Linked DNA regions of Homo sapiens: region 1 is linked to region 2. A link is an interaction called in ENCODE POLR2A ChIA-PET data of the cell type or tissue named here. Cell type or tissue: GM12878. All regions are shown on one strand. Links, peaks and the distances in the headings refer to the core of each region. The heading gives the core; the rest is flanking DNA.

Evidence for each region. Peaks named below come from ENCODE experiments on the same cell type or tissue, not always from the same donor. Only the 100,000 strongest peaks of a DNase experiment are listed, where the experiment ranks them.
Region 1: POLR2A ChIA-PET joins it to region 2 with 11 read pairs; 17 of 35 experiments call an interaction of 5 or more read pairs at or near these places.

Annotation. Positions count from the first base shown.
Region 1 is chr7:5,689,173-5,697,500 of GRCh38, reverse strand. The region is part of intron 13 of RNF216 (ring finger protein 216); the gene reads left to right. Among named protein-coding and RNA genes, the nearest start is that of RNF216-IT1, 13 kb to the right of the region's middle. RefSeq lists enhancers at 415-915, 916-1,416, 2,046-2,285. In GM12878, for the core only: no CTCF peak of the experiment used is centred there; DNase peaks (open chromatin) are centred at 1,850 and 3,800; H3K4me3 peaks cover 4,056 bases; H3K27ac peaks cover 7,092 bases.
Region 2 is chr7:5,580,452-5,588,779 of GRCh38, reverse strand. No RefSeq gene overlaps it. Among named protein-coding and RNA genes, the nearest start is that of FSCN1, 8.2 kb to the left of the region's middle. RefSeq lists enhancers at 1,531-2,030, 5,890-6,049 and a silencer at 4,409-4,498. In GM12878, for the core only: no CTCF peak of the experiment used is centred there; DNase peaks (open chromatin) are centred at 3,695 and 5,987; H3K4me3 peaks cover 1,303 bases; H3K27ac peaks cover 2,724 bases.

The DNA.
Region 1 (8,328 bases), core at 238-8,237, 110 kb before region 2:
GTTTGGCCCCTCACCTTGCCTGACACTTCATCTTCTCCTCTAAACACGATCATTACCAGCTGCCTGTCATCTGCCTATATGGAGACATGTGGGCTGATTTCTGCTTTGGTTGAAGTCTGGTCGTTCGTTCAGCAGATATGTATTGAGCATTTCTGTGCCAAAGGGAGTAAGAAAGAGAAAGGGCAACCACGGCCCTAACTGACCATCAGTGGGATGAGAGAGTGATGGTGACTGCTGTGAGGAACATGCGGCTCTGCATGAGCGACATGGGTCTGGGCCTGACCAGGCCGTGGTGGGGTCTTATTGGCGGAGATGGGGAGAACTTTACTCCAGGCCCAGAGAATGACACGAGCAAAGCTGGGTGAAGGGTCAGCAAGTAGACAGGTGTGTCCAGAGCAGAAGGAAGCAGGACTTTGAAGATAAATAGACCCTGTTGAGGGCTTTGCAATGCAGAACAAAACAAGGAGGGTGGATTTTATTTTGGAGACTTCCCCTACCCCCGTCCCTGGAGCTGTTGCTGGCGTAATGGAGGGACACAGTGGGATCACATGCTGCTTGTGGGAGGGTGAATTTTGTAGATCCTTGAAAGGGAGTGGGAGGGAGGGAGAGATCAGATATAGAATATCAAGGGAATTGGAACACCTTGCCAATGTAGTCACTATGGCAAGTCATTTCTAGTAACCTGGGGACATGCCGTCCTCCTACAGCCCTCCCAGAGCCCGTTCGTACAATGTTGCAGGTATTTGCTGTGATTACTTTTCCCATTTTCCAGAAGACCTAGGTGGGATTTGGCCTGAAGGAACCTGGTTCTAAGGGCAGGTTGGGGGCAAGAGGGGAGACGTGGGGCAGTAGTCAAAAGCGAGGATGGCAGCAGCCAAGGAAGAGGCTTTGGTGAAGAGCGGCCGAAGCGAGACCATAGGACACGATCTTGGGCACGCGTGTCTAGGAGGCTGCCCCGGCCTGCTCCTCCTTCCTGTGGTGTGTGTGGGTGCCCTGGAGTAGATCATTGGGCAGTTGCTGCTTTGCTGCATTCCCACCGGCCAGTGAATTTGTTTTAGTCCTCAGGTGCTTTACATAAGGAGGAAACCATGTAACCTTCACAAGTTTTTTCCCAGTCATTTAAAAAGGCTTGTTTTCCAGCCGAAGGCATGTCGAATAAGCTTAATTTCTCTCACTCAGATCAGCTTAATTTCTCTGTGATGTGCATACAGAGAATTGCTTAATTCTCCTTTTGCAACATGTTTTCCCAGCTGCTGAGAGCCCTGCTTTTTTTCCATGGGCCTCCTGACAGAAATACAAACAATTTAAAGCCATGCGGTACCAACTGCTCTTCGTCACCACATGGACTGTGGATGTCAGTGTGTTTCCCCTTGGGCTGGATTTGTCTGGAGCTGGTGGCTGCTTTCTTGTCCTTCCGTGCCTCCTGGGAGTCAGGGATCAAGGCCGTGCTGGGTTGTGCTGAGAGCCACAGCCCCTCCTTCAAGTGGGGTACCCTCCCTTCCCAGCCTAGTCCTACATCCTTGTTGTGTGAGGAAATGAAGTCTGTTCCTTGGATGCGTTCTGACGGGAAACATGTTTTCTGTGGCACCTCTGCTTAGTCTTTCAGTGCAACACAAACAGCCTTTTGATACCTTGTTTTGTAAAAAGTACATTTCCACAATGGGGCTTGACACTGTTCATAAATAAACACATCCGTTTACAGGCAAAGCAAGGGAAGAACACATAAGGGAACAGTTTGACCAGGGGTTTTGCTTTTCCCTCTGTGAATGCCTGGTGTGCACCATCCATCCGAGGATGACTAGGGGAGAACACTATTCTGTGGCTGCCAAAACCACAACAAATGACAACTTTCCATTCTGTCATCTCTCTCGGCACCACTGCTAGCAAGCAATTCATTTTTCTACCATAAAAGGGCAATAGAACTTGTCTATAGCTGCGGTGTCTTCTGCTCTGCAGAGAGAGAGCAGGAGACCGGCAGGGAGAGGCACTCTCAGCAGTAGGCGCAACCGTGCTCACCCCGTGCCTAACAGCCTTGCTTAGTCCGGGCTCCGAGGCAGCAGCAGCCATAAGAAAAAACAGGAGAGGAAGGCGATGTGGCGCTTCTGCCGGGCCCTCAGACTGGGGAGTGTGAGGTCAGGACAGGCTGGCGTGTCGTTTTCGTCTCTGTGGCTGCTGGACGTGTGAATGTGTGGTTCAAACCTTGGTACAAGTTGCTGCACTGGGTCTGCGCAGGTGGTTTTGTATATTGGTATTTGGTACTCTTGACTTGCAGTTGTAGATGTTAGATTTATAAGCCGGACCCAGGAGGTCATATAACCCAGACATGCTTGTTGTACAGATGAAGAACCGTGGATAGGTTAAGTGCTAACTTCGTGTAGCTTGAAGTCATTGAACTTCTTGGCTATATATGAACTTTGGGTTCAGGGGTAGTTCCCTAACCCATCTGTGTCCCCATTGGCCCATTAGTGTATTTTTTGGCTCAGTTAAAGTTGAGCCACAGAAGCCTTAACTAATAGAAATACAGTTCTTAGTTGGTGGATTTGTATGTCAGTTAACCAGGGTCTTTGGAAAGTATATTGTCTTTTCTATAAAATGCTTGGGTCCTTTAGATGATTATAAATAAATGTTCAAAATCAAAACAGGAGTAGTTAGTAGACAAATGCTTAGCTATTTTGACAACACCTAGAACACTTTGAGAGAGTGGCTGTAAAATTTCTGCCCAGTGCACCCTGGCAGACCAGGAGACCAGCCCAACACAAGCTACGCAGCTACAGAGAATGTACTTTCCATAGGCTGAAGGGCATGGCCACCATACACATCTCTGCTCCAGGGCAGGCAGGTCCTCAAATTGCGCCACAAGTGGGCCTCATCCTTTGGCTTGGAGCCCTTGAAGGTTTTCCTATAAACAAGAACTGAGATTTGTTTTGTCGTTTAAACTTACCTTAATTCTGACTGTCTGATCTCATAGCAGATGTTGGAACTGAACTAAGCACATTGCCAAGGGAATAAAAATTGTGTCCAAGAATCTTGCTGATCTGGAAGTTTTGGAGGAAAGCAGGGATTTCAAGGTCAAATGTTATTACCCAGATAGTGCTCGTGGTCAGAATAGATTCTGAGCTCATTGGATCTGAATCAAAAGTTAACTCAGAAGTCATTCCTTAAAGAGAATATCATTGAGTAGCAGTGGCGGAAGCAAGCTCAGTGTGAATGATTCAAGTACTGCATACCTAGACCTTGTTTTGAAGCTGAAAGACTTGTTTGAAAACTGTTCCAGCAAATAAAGAAATTGAGTAGGCCGTCCTAAAATGGAAAGTTTACAAAATGCCCTTTTTAGTAAGACCTTTCTGGATTCTTCTTTTCTCAATAGTGTAAAACTGACTATCTTGATCTATCAAAGAGCTAAGTGGTATAATTTCCTTGGCACTTTCCAAGACCTTTACTGCCTTTGGAATAAACCCATGATGCCTGGGAGCATTCGTCTCACTGTGCTTCTCTCATGTTCTTTGCTTGTGGAAATGTTGGAAGCCTTTGTTTTTTTGGTCAACAACAGCAAGTGAATTCCATCTTATAGAACAGTTATTAATTTTCGTTGTGTCATTTTTAAGGCTGATTTCTTAAGCAAATAGCATCTCCTTGTTGGCCAGAGAGTCTCTACCCGCGTCCATCTCTGTCTTTGCATGCCTGGGCTGCCTGGCCATGGGTGACCAGCTTTAGAGACATCAGCCTTCTTGCTTCCTAATTTGGTCACAGTATGCTTCAGGCAGTCTTGCCTAACTTTAGAACAACACAAGCACAGGGAGCAGCTTTGATATAGCAAAGGGGAATTTCCTCTTATCAAAAGACCTACAGTTCCCTTCTTACTTCCTCTAAAAAGAGGAATTGACACTTGGGGAGGTTGTAGCTTGCTCTGAAGTTCCCTCTTTAAGCTTGGCTTCTTCATGCCGGCTTCTTCCTAGCTAGTTCCTGCTCTTTCCTTCCTCAAATGTCTTGGAGCTTCTTAGCATTAAAGGAGTTTAATTTTATTCTTAAGGAAATCCAATGCAATACCCATCAGCAGGGAACAATTTCAGTACATTTTGGTACCTCAGTACAGTGGAGGTCCATACCGGGGGGTCAGCATCCATACTGAGGTTCAGCAGACTTTTTCTGTAAACATCCATACCAGGGGTCAGCAGACTTTTTCTGTAAAAGGCAAGGTAGTAAATATTTCAGGCTTTGCGGACCATATGGTATCTATCCCAGCTACCTAACTCTGCCTTTATAGCGTGAAAGTAACCACAGACAATATGTAAACAAATGAATGTGGCTGTGTCCCAGTATAATTATATTTACAAAAATTGGCAGAGGGCCAGATTGGCCAGTGAGCTGTAGTTTGCCAACCCGTAGCATATACCATAGCGTTTAAAAGAATGACGTGGAATCCCGTTGTGCAAATATGGAGCTGTCTCCAAGATATTAAGTGAAAAAAGCAAGACGTAGAACAATGGGTGCAATATGCCCACAATTGTGTCTTAAATGGGAGGAGGAAGAGATGCTTGCTGACACAGACATAAAATCTATTTGGAAGGATAGATAAGAAATGGGTAGCAGTGAATCGCTTTTGAGGATGCTCACCAAGGGTTAAGGGAGGAGTGTGCATGTGTCACATTGTATACCCATTGTCATTAACTTAGTCATGTCTGAACATGAGCAAAAGAATTTTTGTTTTGTTTGTATTAAGAGAACTTGAAAAATAGAAATGTGATTATTAAAATATGCTTGTGTATTTTCAAACTCCAAGCTATTTCTTCTGGTGTGTTGGAAGGCTTATTTTACCACCTAAAAAGGAGTGCCTTGCCTCGGGCTGGAGGCGAGGGATGGCGTTTTGTGGTGTGTGGAAGGAGCTGGAACTGAGCAGCTCTGCCTTTCTCCTCGCTCGCCTTCTGCACGGGCTCTGCTTGCAGCACAAGCTCTGGCACTGTCGGACAGGATACAGCCAGTGAGAAACCTTGGACCAGAAGTCAGGGCCCCGCGGGAATTAGTATGGCTTTTAGTAGTTAGAATTCAAGACTGTTTCCAACTGCTGCCTTTTCCCACAGAGTATGTCTGACTAACAAGGATGGGTTCTGATTCACCCGGCGTTGCTATGACCGCTTTTTAAAAATGTCTGCTTTGGGTTGTGAAATCAGCAAATAAAGTTGTTACTTTCCTAGTATGTGTAACAGTTAGCTTTTGGTATGTGAGGAACAAGTAAAAGGCTTAGTGGCAAATCCTTGTCTGCTTAGAAGGCAGTGTACATATAAACAACTAAAAAATTCCCATTTGGCTGCCAGCCTCGATTCATAGTTCCCTCTTCCAGCTCCCAAGCAAATATTTTTCAAATAGCCGTGCTAAGCCTTTTCCAGGCATGATTTGCGGGCTTACTTGCTGTCATTCTATTTTTCAGCAAAACTCTGGGTAGGAATGTCGGAAATTATACCTTTTGAAATCCCTCCTTGAAAACATGGAGATTTGTAGGTATGCAGAGGCAATTGTAACAATATAAAGTATTGTATCTCTTCCACTAGAGTAGGAGGGCCTGACTGTCGGCCCCTGGGGTCTGTCTTTCATTACTTGTCTTGACTTCCGCTGTAAAAGCATTAAGTGGGAAGGTAGCAGTTCTGCTGAACAAGCAGACATTGCCTTCTGTAAGAGAAGTTATTTAAAACATCGAAAATATGTTTGAAAGATATTGGTGTAGTTTCCTCTGACCTCAATTTCATACACTAGTAACTCTCCGGTGTCTAGAGTTAGTACTGATGGACTCCCTGCCGGGTGGCCAGAACCATGTGTCCATGCCAGATAGAAGATTCTACTTCACTTGATTGAGGACGCTAAGAAGTTGTGCTTTGCCATACATGTTGCCCCTAAGGAGAAGCTGGGCATTTTAAAGAATAGACTTAAAACTAACACACATACTCTGTTTTTCTCACACACACATTCCCCCTCTCCCCTTCTCTTCTACACACACCAGCACTGCCTTCCCCACCCCCACCATAGCTCTCTCCATTACTGCCTTTAACCTTGAAACCTCTCTTGTACACTTACGCATTCATCTGTTCCTGCTCTTGTATCATTAATGGGCCTGGAGCAATCCAGCCAGGAGCAATCCAGCCAGAACAGGAACACTGACATTACTAATTACTGCTTATAACTGAGAAGTAAGGAGCAGTGAGTAAAGTGGGTCACAAGACAGTGTCCTAGCAGTCAAATGCTGCCGTCGGCCCGAGTGGCGAGGTGTCAGGTGGCTTGTCTCCCCTTCACCATGGGTAGACCTGGCAGAGCACCCTGTTGGCATGAGCAGAAGTGCTGTCACGTTGATCACCCAGGCTCACCGTCTACACACACGGTTAGAGAAATGGGTGTGCTTCTGTCGGAACTTAAAAACATGGCAGATCAACCCGTGAGAACAGAGTTCTTTGCACGGCTGTGTGAGCTGGGAAGAGACGACAGGCAGAAAAGGTGCTGCAGGGGGTGTGTGGAGGTGGAGCTTCAGCCTCTCCTGGCTGTGTGCTGGATAAGCCCTGAACCACAGGGTCCAAGTTGACTCATCTGTAGGTTGTCTTCAGCCCCCAAATCGCAATTCCATGATGAATGTGTACATTTTACACATGTGCGTATGTGTTATTAAGTGTCAGGCTGGTGTGGCAGAGCTGTCCTGGCAGAACATGCGTGTGTACATCCCTGCAGGCTGTCGGGGCATGAGCTCTAGTGTGGGCTGTATTGCAGGAGCATCAGCAGAGAAGGGCGAGATCTTCACTCTACCTCTCACTAGCCCTGGGCACTTCCCACTGCCTTTGTGGACTTCTGTTTGCTCTTCTGTAGAATGGGATAACAGTGCCAGTCCTGCTTACTATTTAGGGTTATGTGATGCTTGCAGATGTACAGGGAAAGCACTGCTGATGGGAGCTGCTGAAGTTTCTAGGGGAGGTGAAGGTGGCGCCTCCTCCCCTGGTCTAAGTGGTAGATGGTGCAGGGAGAGGAGAATTTCATTCTGTGGCAGCAGCTGATAGATTCCAGGTCTTTAATACTACCTGGGAAACCTTAACAAAGCAGTCAGTCACCAAAACTGACCTAGCTTCTGAGCATTGCTAACCATGCTTTTAGAGAAACAGGAAGTAAAAAGGATCTTTAAAATCTTTTTTTTTTTTTTTTGAGATGGAATTTCACTCTTGTTGCCCAGGCTAGAGTGCAATGGCGCGATCTTGGCTCACTGCAACCTCCGCTTCCTGTGTGCAAGAGATTCTCCTGCCTCAGCCTCCCAAGTAGCTGGGATTACAGGTGTGCACCACCATGCCTGGCTAATTTTTTGTATTTTTAGTAGAGACAGGGTTTCACCATGGCCAGGCTGGTCTTAAACTCCTGACCTCAGGTGATCCGCCCGCCTAAGCCTCCCAGAGTGCTGGGATTACAGGCATGAGCCACCCACCGCGCCTGGCCATAAAACCTTTAAAGATGTAAGTAAAATATAATACAGGTGAACTCGGCAAATAAGGGGGGTTACCTGCCCTCCTCTTCTCTTCTCTTTTCTGTTCTTTTTTTTTTTTTGTTTGAGACAGAGTCACCCAGGCTGGAATGCAGTGGCGCAATCTTGGCTCACTGCAACCCCCCGCCTCCTGGATTCAAGTGATTCTCCTGCCTCAGCCTCCCAAGTGGCTGGAATAACACCCAGCTAATTTTTTTGCATTTTTAGTAGAGACGGAATTTTGCCACGCAGGCCAGGCTTGTCTTGAACTCCTAACCTTAGGTGATCCACCTGCCTCGGCCTCCCCAAAGTGCTAGGATTACAGGCGTGAGCCACCATGCCTGGCCTTTGTACTATTTATTAAACTCTGCATATCTAAATGATTTTACTCAAGTCTATCATGTAATTACAGCCCTAAAACTACATTTCTTATGCTTTAAAAACTTGTAGGAAGTCCAAGAGAAAAGGAAAACTACTTGACTACAAGCCTAGGGTTTTTTGTTTTTTGTTTTTTTTTAGAAAATGGCCTCCAGAAAGTGGGAAATTATTGATCACTTGACAACAGAAGGGATGTGGGTTTCTAGGCGCCCTGCCTCCTCGGCTTTGGATGTTTTGCCTTTCACTTTTCTTCTTCTTTCTTTTTTTTTTTTTTTTTAATACTACAAATATGGTTATTGTTGAGAAAGTCTTGGAGTGAGTCATGGTTACAAAAACTGAGCGTAACTTCTGTCACTTTTCCTATACCTCACAAACTAGCCAAAATGCTGCCATATCAGCTTCTGGAGCCAGGCCTGCCCTTTGCCCCCGTCAAGCATCCACCTCCCCAGACCCTTAGCGCTGCACTC
Region 2 (8,328 bases), core at 192-8,191:
TGGCCCAGGCGTCTGTATGGGACCAGAAATGCTGTCCATGTTACAAACGCACAGATGTCAGCGGCTCAGCCCTCTGTAAATGAGCGGCCTCGTGGCCGAGAGCCTGTGAATGGCGTCTCTGTTGCTGTGCAGCCGCTGGCTCTGTGGCACCCGCGAGGAGGCCTGGTACGGCCAGCGCCCTGCATGGGACCCTGGGGAGTGGGAGGAGCTGATTCTAGGGCAGGAGTCCTGCCAGGCCTGGCTTCCCGGCTGACCACAGGGCCACAGGACAGCTGTGCCCTCCAGGGCCCTGAGCCACACTACAGCATGGTCAGCCAGAGCCCGGGAGGACAGGACCAGGCTGTCACTCCCACTGTCCTGCCTCTACCAACATCTCTACCAATTATTATTATTATTATTATTATTATTATTATTATTATTATTTGAGATGGAGTTTCACTCTTTTTGCCCAGGCTGGAGTGGAATGGTGCAATCTCGGCTCACCACAAGCTCTGCTTCCCAGGTCCAAGTGATTCTCCTGCCTCAGCCTCCCAAGTAGCTGGGATTACAGGTGTGCGCCACCACGCCCTGCTAATTTTGTATTTTTAGTAGAGACGGGGTTTCTGCATGTTGGTCAGGCTGGTCTCGAACTCCCGATCTCAGGTGATCTGCCCTCCTCGGCCTCCCAAAGTGCTGGGATTACAGGCGTGAGCCACCGCACTGGACCTGATTAATTTTTTTAAAACAGGGTCTCGGCCAGGCCCGGTGGCTCATGCCTATAATCCCAGCAATTTAGGAGGCCAAGGGGGCATGGATCACCTAAGGTCAGGAGTTCAAGTCCAGCCTGGCAAACATGGTGAAACCCTGTCTCTACTAAAAACACAAAAAATTAGCCAGGCGTGGTGGCACACGCCTGTAATCCCAGCTACTTGGGAGGCTGAGGCGGGAGAATCTCTTGAAGCCGGGAAGCAGAGGTTGCAGTGAACCGACATTGCACCACTGCACTCCAGCCTGGGTGACAGAGTGAGACTCCATCTCAAAATAAATAAAAATAAAATAAAATAAAACAAGGTCTCATTCTCTTACCCAGGCTGGAGTGCAGTGGTACAATCAGAGCTCACCCCAGCCACAAACTCCTGGACTCAAGTGATCCTCCCACCTCAGCCTCCCTTGAATAGCTAGGACTACAAGTGTATGCCTCCAGGCCTGGCTAATTGTTTTTAATTTTTTGGTAGAGGCAGGGATCTCATTGTATTGCCCAGGCTGGGGTCCCAAACTCCTGATCACAAGTGAACCTCCTGCCTCAGCCTCTGAAAGTGCTGGGATTACAGGCATGAGCCACCGTGCCCAGCTCCCTGACAATTTCTGGCTGCATGGACTTCTGGTTACAAGCAGGGAAACTGAGGCCTGGATACAGCAAACAGGATCTGGCCCAGCTTTAAGTGGGGAACATGCAGTTTGGGGGACCCAGGCTCATAGTTCCCATGGGATTTGCAAAGAGGGATGTGGGTGGAGGTGTGACCTCCCCACCACTGCTCCAGGACCTAAACTGTAACCCTTCAAAGACAGGAACTCACCTGTGGATCCATACATGAGCTGCCCTGTGCAGGGGAGGCTCCAGAGTTAACTGTGCAGTCCAGGAGGGCCTTCAGGAGGAGGTGATGCCTACACTGGGTGAATAAGAGTTCAAGGGGGCAGAGCCAGGCAAGGCAGGAGCAAAGGAAAATAGGTGGGGGACCTGGAATCTGGCCCTGAAAACGTGTTCCTTGATATCTTTTCTGTTTCTGTCACTCTTCTGTTGATGATGACCAGAGGTCGGGGCCTGGATTGGCTTCAGTGGGGACTCAGAGGCCGCACCTTCTGGCCATGGTACTCACCTGGCCATCCCCCCTACTCACCCGGTGGCCGATGCTGGTCCTGCTCCAAACCCAAGTGCGTTCTGCAAAGTGAGGCCGCAGCGGCAAGTGCTTGGCAAGTGCCTGGCTAATTAAGAGGACATTAGCGCCCTGGGCAGAGCCCGGCTCCTGCCAAGATGTCCCTGCCAGGAGAGGGGCTGCCGGCTGCTGCCAGGCCTTGGCCTCCCTGCTTGGCCGCCACCTCATCCTGCTTTCACTGAGGGCCGGGGCCCGGCATGCCAGGGCTCTCCCCGGCCCCGGCACCAGTGCCCAAGACACCTCAGTCTTGAACGGTCCTCCTGCCTCTGGCCTCAGGCCCCACCTGCCACTCACTCCTCCCTGAGCCTGCACCATCTGCCACTCACTCCTCCCTGAACCACCTCTGCTGTAAACACCCACCGGGCCAGGCGTGGTGGCTCATAGTGACGTCACCGTCAGCCGGGAGGACCCAGGCACCTGTTCTTCTCCAATTCAGCAAGGTGAATTGGAGCACTGGTTTTGGTTTGTTCTTTTTTGTTTGTTTTGAGACAGAGTCTCACTCTGTTACCCAGGCTGGAGGGGCGGTGGTACAATCTTGGCTCACTGCACTCCGCCTCCCAGGGAGGCCTCAGCCTCTGGAGTAGCTGGATTACAGGCATGCACCACTACACCCAGCTAATTTTTGTGTTTTTAGTAGAGACGGGGTTTTGCCATGTTGGCCAGGCTGGTCTCAAACTCCTGACCTCAGGTGATCCGCCCGCCTCGGCCTCCCAAAGTGCTGGGATTCCAGGCGTGAGCCACCACGCCCAGCCCGAGCACTGTTCTGACCGATTTCTGAGGCTCACGGGGGCAAAAATCAGAATAAGCATCGCTCTCAGTGACAATGCTACGACCTCCACCTTCATCACCTCCATCCCACCCACCCGGGCAGCCAAGGTAGGTTCCTGAAGGTGGTCAAATCCAGGGCGCCCCTCTCCACCCCACACTTCTCCCGTGGCTCCCCAGTGCCCCAAGAGGGCCCAAAGCCCTGAAGGCTCTGGGCTCCTGGGGGGCCTCTGCCCATCTCTCCTGCCACCCTCCCTTCTCTTCTCCCCGCCAGTCCACCTCTCCAACCTCGATGCCATTGCACCTGCTGTGCCTGTTGCCTGCCCAACAAAGCTGCCTGCCAAAGCCCTGCTCATCCCAAAGACTCTGGCTCAGACATCACCCACCTCCTCTGGGGTGGCGCCTGCCTCCACGCTTGTAATCCCAGCTCCCGGCCCCTTCCGTGAGCACCCCCAGATGGGAGCTTGGCACTTTCACCAGGTTTGGGTGTCCCAGGGCTTGGGGCAGGCATCTGGCCCAGCGCCGTCCAATAGAACATTCTGCAATAATGGAAATGTTCTTTTTTCTTTATTTGATTTTTTTTGAGACAGAGTCTCCCTCTGTTGCCCAGGCTGAAATGCAGTGGTGCGATCACAGCTCACTGCAACCTCCGCCTCCCAGGCTCAAGCGATTCTCCCACCTCAGCCTCCCGAGTAGCTGGGACCACAAGTGTGCACCACCGAGCCCAGCTAATTTAAAAAAAAAATGTTTTTGTAGAAACTGGGTTCTTGCCATGTGGCCTATGCTGGTCTCAAACTCCTGGCCTCAAGTGATCCTCCCACCTCAATCTCCCAAAGTGCTGGGACTTACAGGTGTGAGCCACTGTGCCTGGCCTGGAAATGTTCTTTTTTTTTTTTTTCTTTTTGAGATGGAGTTTCGCTCTTGTCCCCCAGACATGAACAACCGCGCCAGCCCTGGAAAGGTTCTATAAGCTTCTCTGCCCGTTAACAAGAGCTGTCCTTGACACATGTGGCTTTTGAGCAATAGTGAGAAACAAACAAAAAAACCCTTTGCCCTTTGATGTGAGAAATGCCAGCCCCCTTAAATTATCAGGCCCAGAAAGGCATTTAAAATGTAACAGCAGTCAATGAAACAAGTCATACCAAAAAGCCACATTGCTCTCTCCTAAGCCCCAACCCCACTCCATTCCTGTGGCCAGTGGTCCAAACAGAAAATAACTGGAGAAGACAAGGAGGTCAAAGGATCAGGGAACTAAGCATTATGTGAGTTCACCAGCAAGATGTATAGAATGCTGGTGTTTACATTGCTTTTATGGAACTAGCAGAATAAAAATGATTAAAAAAAAAAAAGTAACAGCAGTTAAAAGGCCGGGCGTGGTGGCTCATGCCTGTAATCCTAGCACCTTGAGAGGCCGAGGCCGGTGGATGACAAGGTCAGGAGTTCGAGACCATCCTGGCTAACATAGTGAAACCCTGTCTCTACTAAAAATACAAAAATTAGCCGGGCTTGGTGGCACACGCCTGTAATCCCAGCTACTCGGGAGGCTGAGGCAGGAGAATCACTTGAACCTGGGAGACAGAGGTTGCAGTGAGCCGAGATCGCGCCATTGCACTCCAGCTTGGGCAACAAGAGTGAAACTCCGTCTCAAAAAAAAAAAAAAGTAACAGCAGTCACATCTCACTTTCTATTGAGCTAAATAATTACGTCCTGAAGCTACTTGCTACATGGACTCTGGGCTCTGGACCAGCTAATGCCCAAGTGGCCACAGACGCCATCCACCCTGTGGGTCTGTCTACAACATATAACCAATCACTAGCCAAAGTTATTTCTGTAAGCCAATGAGAATTCCGAATGAACAGAGCTTGTAATTGTCTCCTGTCCTGATTCGTCCTTTTCTTCTTTAAAAAGTTGAGCCTCCACTCCTGTTATCGCAGCACTTTGGGAGGCCAAGGTGGGCGGATCACCTGAGGACAGGAGTTTGAGATCAGCCTGGCCAACATGGTGAAACCCCGTCTCTACTAAAAGTACAAAAATTAGCTGGGCGTGAGCCACTGCGCCTGGCCTCTTTTCTTTTTTTGGTGGGGTCTTGCTCTGTCACCCAGGCTGGAGTGCAGTGGCGTGAATTTGGCTTACTGCAACCTCTGCCTCCTAGACTCTGTAGCAGGATGAGCCGCAGACAAAACTCAGACACCGAGTTAAAGAAGGAAGGGGTTTATTTGGCCAGGGGCATCAGCAAGACTCCTGTCTCAAGAGCCAAGCTCCCCGAGTGAGCAATTCCTGTCCCTTTTAAGGGCTCACAACTCTAAGGGGGTGCACGTGAGAGGGTCGTGATTGAGCAAGCAGGGGGTACGTGACTGGGGGCTGCATGCACCGGTAATTAGATCAGAACAAAACCAGATAGGGATTTTCACAGTGCATTTCTATACAATGTCTGTAGTCTATAGATAACATCACCGATTAGATCAGGGGTCGATCTTTAACTACGAGGCCCAGGGTGTGGCGCTGGGCTGTCTGCCTGTGGTTTTCATTTCTGCCTTTTAGTTTTTACTTTTTCTTTCTTTGGAGGCAGAAATTGGGCATAAGACAATATGAGGGGTGGTCTCCTCCCTTAACTCAAGTGATCCTTCCACCTCAACCTCCTAAGTAGCTGGGACTAAAGGAATGCAACACCATGCCCAGATAGGTTTTTGTATTTTTTTGTAAAGACAAGGTCTCACCATGTTGTCCAACCTGGTCTCAAACTCCTGGCTGTAAGCAATCCTCCCACCTCAGCCTCCCAAAGTGCTGGGATTACAGGTATGAGCCACCACACCTGGCCCACTTTTTTTCTTTTTCTTTCTTTCTTTTCTTTTTTTTTTTTTTTTTTTTTTTGAGACAAAGTCTCACTCTGTCACCCAGGCTGGAGTGCAGTGGCATGACCTCGGCTCACTGCAACCTCCACCTCCCAGGTTCAAGCGATTCTTCTGCCTCAGCCTCCTGAGTAGCTGGGACTACAGATGTGTGCCACCAAGCCCAGCTAATTTTTGTATTTTTAGTAGAGATGGGGTTTCACCATGTTGGCCAGGCTGGTTTCGAACTCCTGACCTCATGATCTGCCCACTCAGCCTCCCAAAATGCTGGGATTACAGGTGTGAGCCACCACGCCTGGCCCACTTTTTCTAATTCATACATGGGCACTGTCGGGGCAGTGGAGTCTCACCTCACCCCTATTTCCCTGGGCCATTCCCAGACCCCTTCGGGAACTCCCTCTTGCAGTCATGGTAGCTTCAAATGCAAGAAAGAGAAAACTCTAACTCAACTGGCTAACCAGCAAGATGTTTCATTATAGCAAGAAACAAGAAGCCCCAAAGAGGGGAGTTTCCAGGGTTGGTTCACTGTAACAGAGCTGGAAAGGACCCTGGAACTTCCCCCACTTCTCACTCTGCCTTCCCTGTCAGGTGAACTCTGCCTTCAGGCTCAGGTCCTCAGAATCTCAAGGCAGCTGCCAGGGCTCCAGACATCACATCTCCCCAGCACTATCTAAAACAGACTTTTGAGAAATTATGAACCTTCTCACAGTATCAAGTTTTTAAATGCACAAGATAAAATGCATATGAATATAAAGAAAGCCAGTTATGACCAGGTGTGGTCGTGGTCGATCTCAGCACTTTGGGAGGCCAAAATGGACAGATTGAATGAGTCTAGGAGTTCAAGACAAGGCTGGGCAACATAGCAAGACCCTGTCTCTGCAAAAAGTAATTGCCTCAGCCAGGCATGGTGGCTCATGCCTGTAATCCCAGCACTTTGGGAGACCAAGGCCAGCGGATTATCTGAGATCAGGAGTTCGAGACCAACATGGTGAAACCCCATCTCTACTTAAAAAAATACAAAAATTAGCTGGGCGTGGTGGTGGGCGCCTGTAATCCCAGCTACTTGGGCAGCTGAGGCAGAAGAATCACTTGAACCCAGGAGGCGGAGGTTTCAGTGAGCCAAGATTTTGCAACTGCATTCCAGCCTGGGTGACAGAGCAAGACTCCATCTCAAAAGAAAAAAAAAGAGTATTATGATTTTTTTTTTTTTTTTGAGACAGAGTTTCGCTCTTGTCGCCCCAGGCTGGAGTGCAATGGTGCGATCTCGGCTCACTACAACCTCCACTTCCCAGGCTCAAGTGATTCTCCTACCTCAGCCTCCCAAGTAGCTGGGATTACAGGCACATGCCACCATGCTCGGCTAATTTTTGTATTATTAGTAGAGACCAGGTTTCACCATGTTGCCCAGGCTGGTCTCGAACTCCTGACCTCAGGCGATCCGCCCGCCTCGGCCTCTCCCAAAGTGCTGGGATTACAGGCGTGAGCCACCATGCCTGGCCTAGAGTATTAATTTTTTAAAAAATCGCCTCAACTTCCCAGGTTCAAGTGATTCTCCCACCTCATCCTCCCGACTAGGTGGGACTACAGGCATGCACCACCACACCGGGCTAAATTTTGTATTTTTGGTAGAGACGGGGTCTCACCATGTTGCCCAGGCTGGTCTCGAACCCCTGAGCTCACCTGATCCTCCCACCTCAGCCTCCCAAAGTGCTGGGGTTAAAGGAATGAGCTACCATGCCGGGTCATGCTATGCATATTTTACAACAATTAATTTTTTATTTTAAAGCCATGCCTTGTCCTAAAACCATGCCCCTCCCTGCAAGAAGCCGGGGACCTGGTGCCTGCATTAGACCAATTAATGTCTACACTGGCGGCCATGGCGAGACGTCTCCACTAAAACCCCAAACCAGGTTTCTGTTGGAAGGAGGAGGAGGAAGTTAGGGGCGTCTGCTGCTTTTCCCTCACTCCCTCTCCAGGCCACTCCTTGCATCCCTGGCGCCTCCAGGAAATCTCTGGCTTCCTCTCCAGGGCGCTTCCTCTGTGCTTCCCTGGCTGCACTCCGAAGACCTGGGTAGCCCATTAAATTGAAAATCCAGAGCACTGGGTCCCTTCCTCCCTGCAAGGAGGGCTTAATTTCCAAACTTTCCTGGCAGGTGAAGAGAAACATCTGCCTCCGTCCCGGCCCCGCTGGAGTAGCCAGGAAAACAAGACTTTTGTTTCCATAGTGAAACAGCTGGGCCACCCCCATCCTGCCCTGCTGGGATTTTCCAAGGCTTCATATCCATTTCCAGTTTCCAGACTGAAAACCACGTGGGCCCAGGTGCGGGAGACCTGGGTGCTGACCTTGCTGGTGCCCTCGACTTGCTGTGTGCCCTTGGGTAAGTCTCTTGCCCTCTCTGAGCTGTGAGTCAGTGAAGGGGTTGAATGGGATGACCTCTGAGGTGCCTCCCAGCACCAGTGCCTCACTGATGTGGTCACTACAGGCTATAAATCCACCAGCTCCCTAACGATTGACACGATTGACTCCTTTTTTTTTGGAGATGGAGTCTCACTCTGTTCTGTTGCCCAGGTTGCAGTGCAGTGGCACGATCTCGGCTCACTGCAACCTCTGCCTCCCGGGTTCAAGCAATTCTCCTGCCTCAGCCTCCCAAGTAGCTCGAGTACAGGTGCACACCGTGACACTCAGCTTATTTTTTGTATTTTAGCAGAGACAGGGTTTCACCGTGTTGCCCAGGCTGGTCTCGAACTCCTGAGCTCAGGCAATTCACCTGCCTCAGCCTCCCAAAGTGCTGGGATTACAG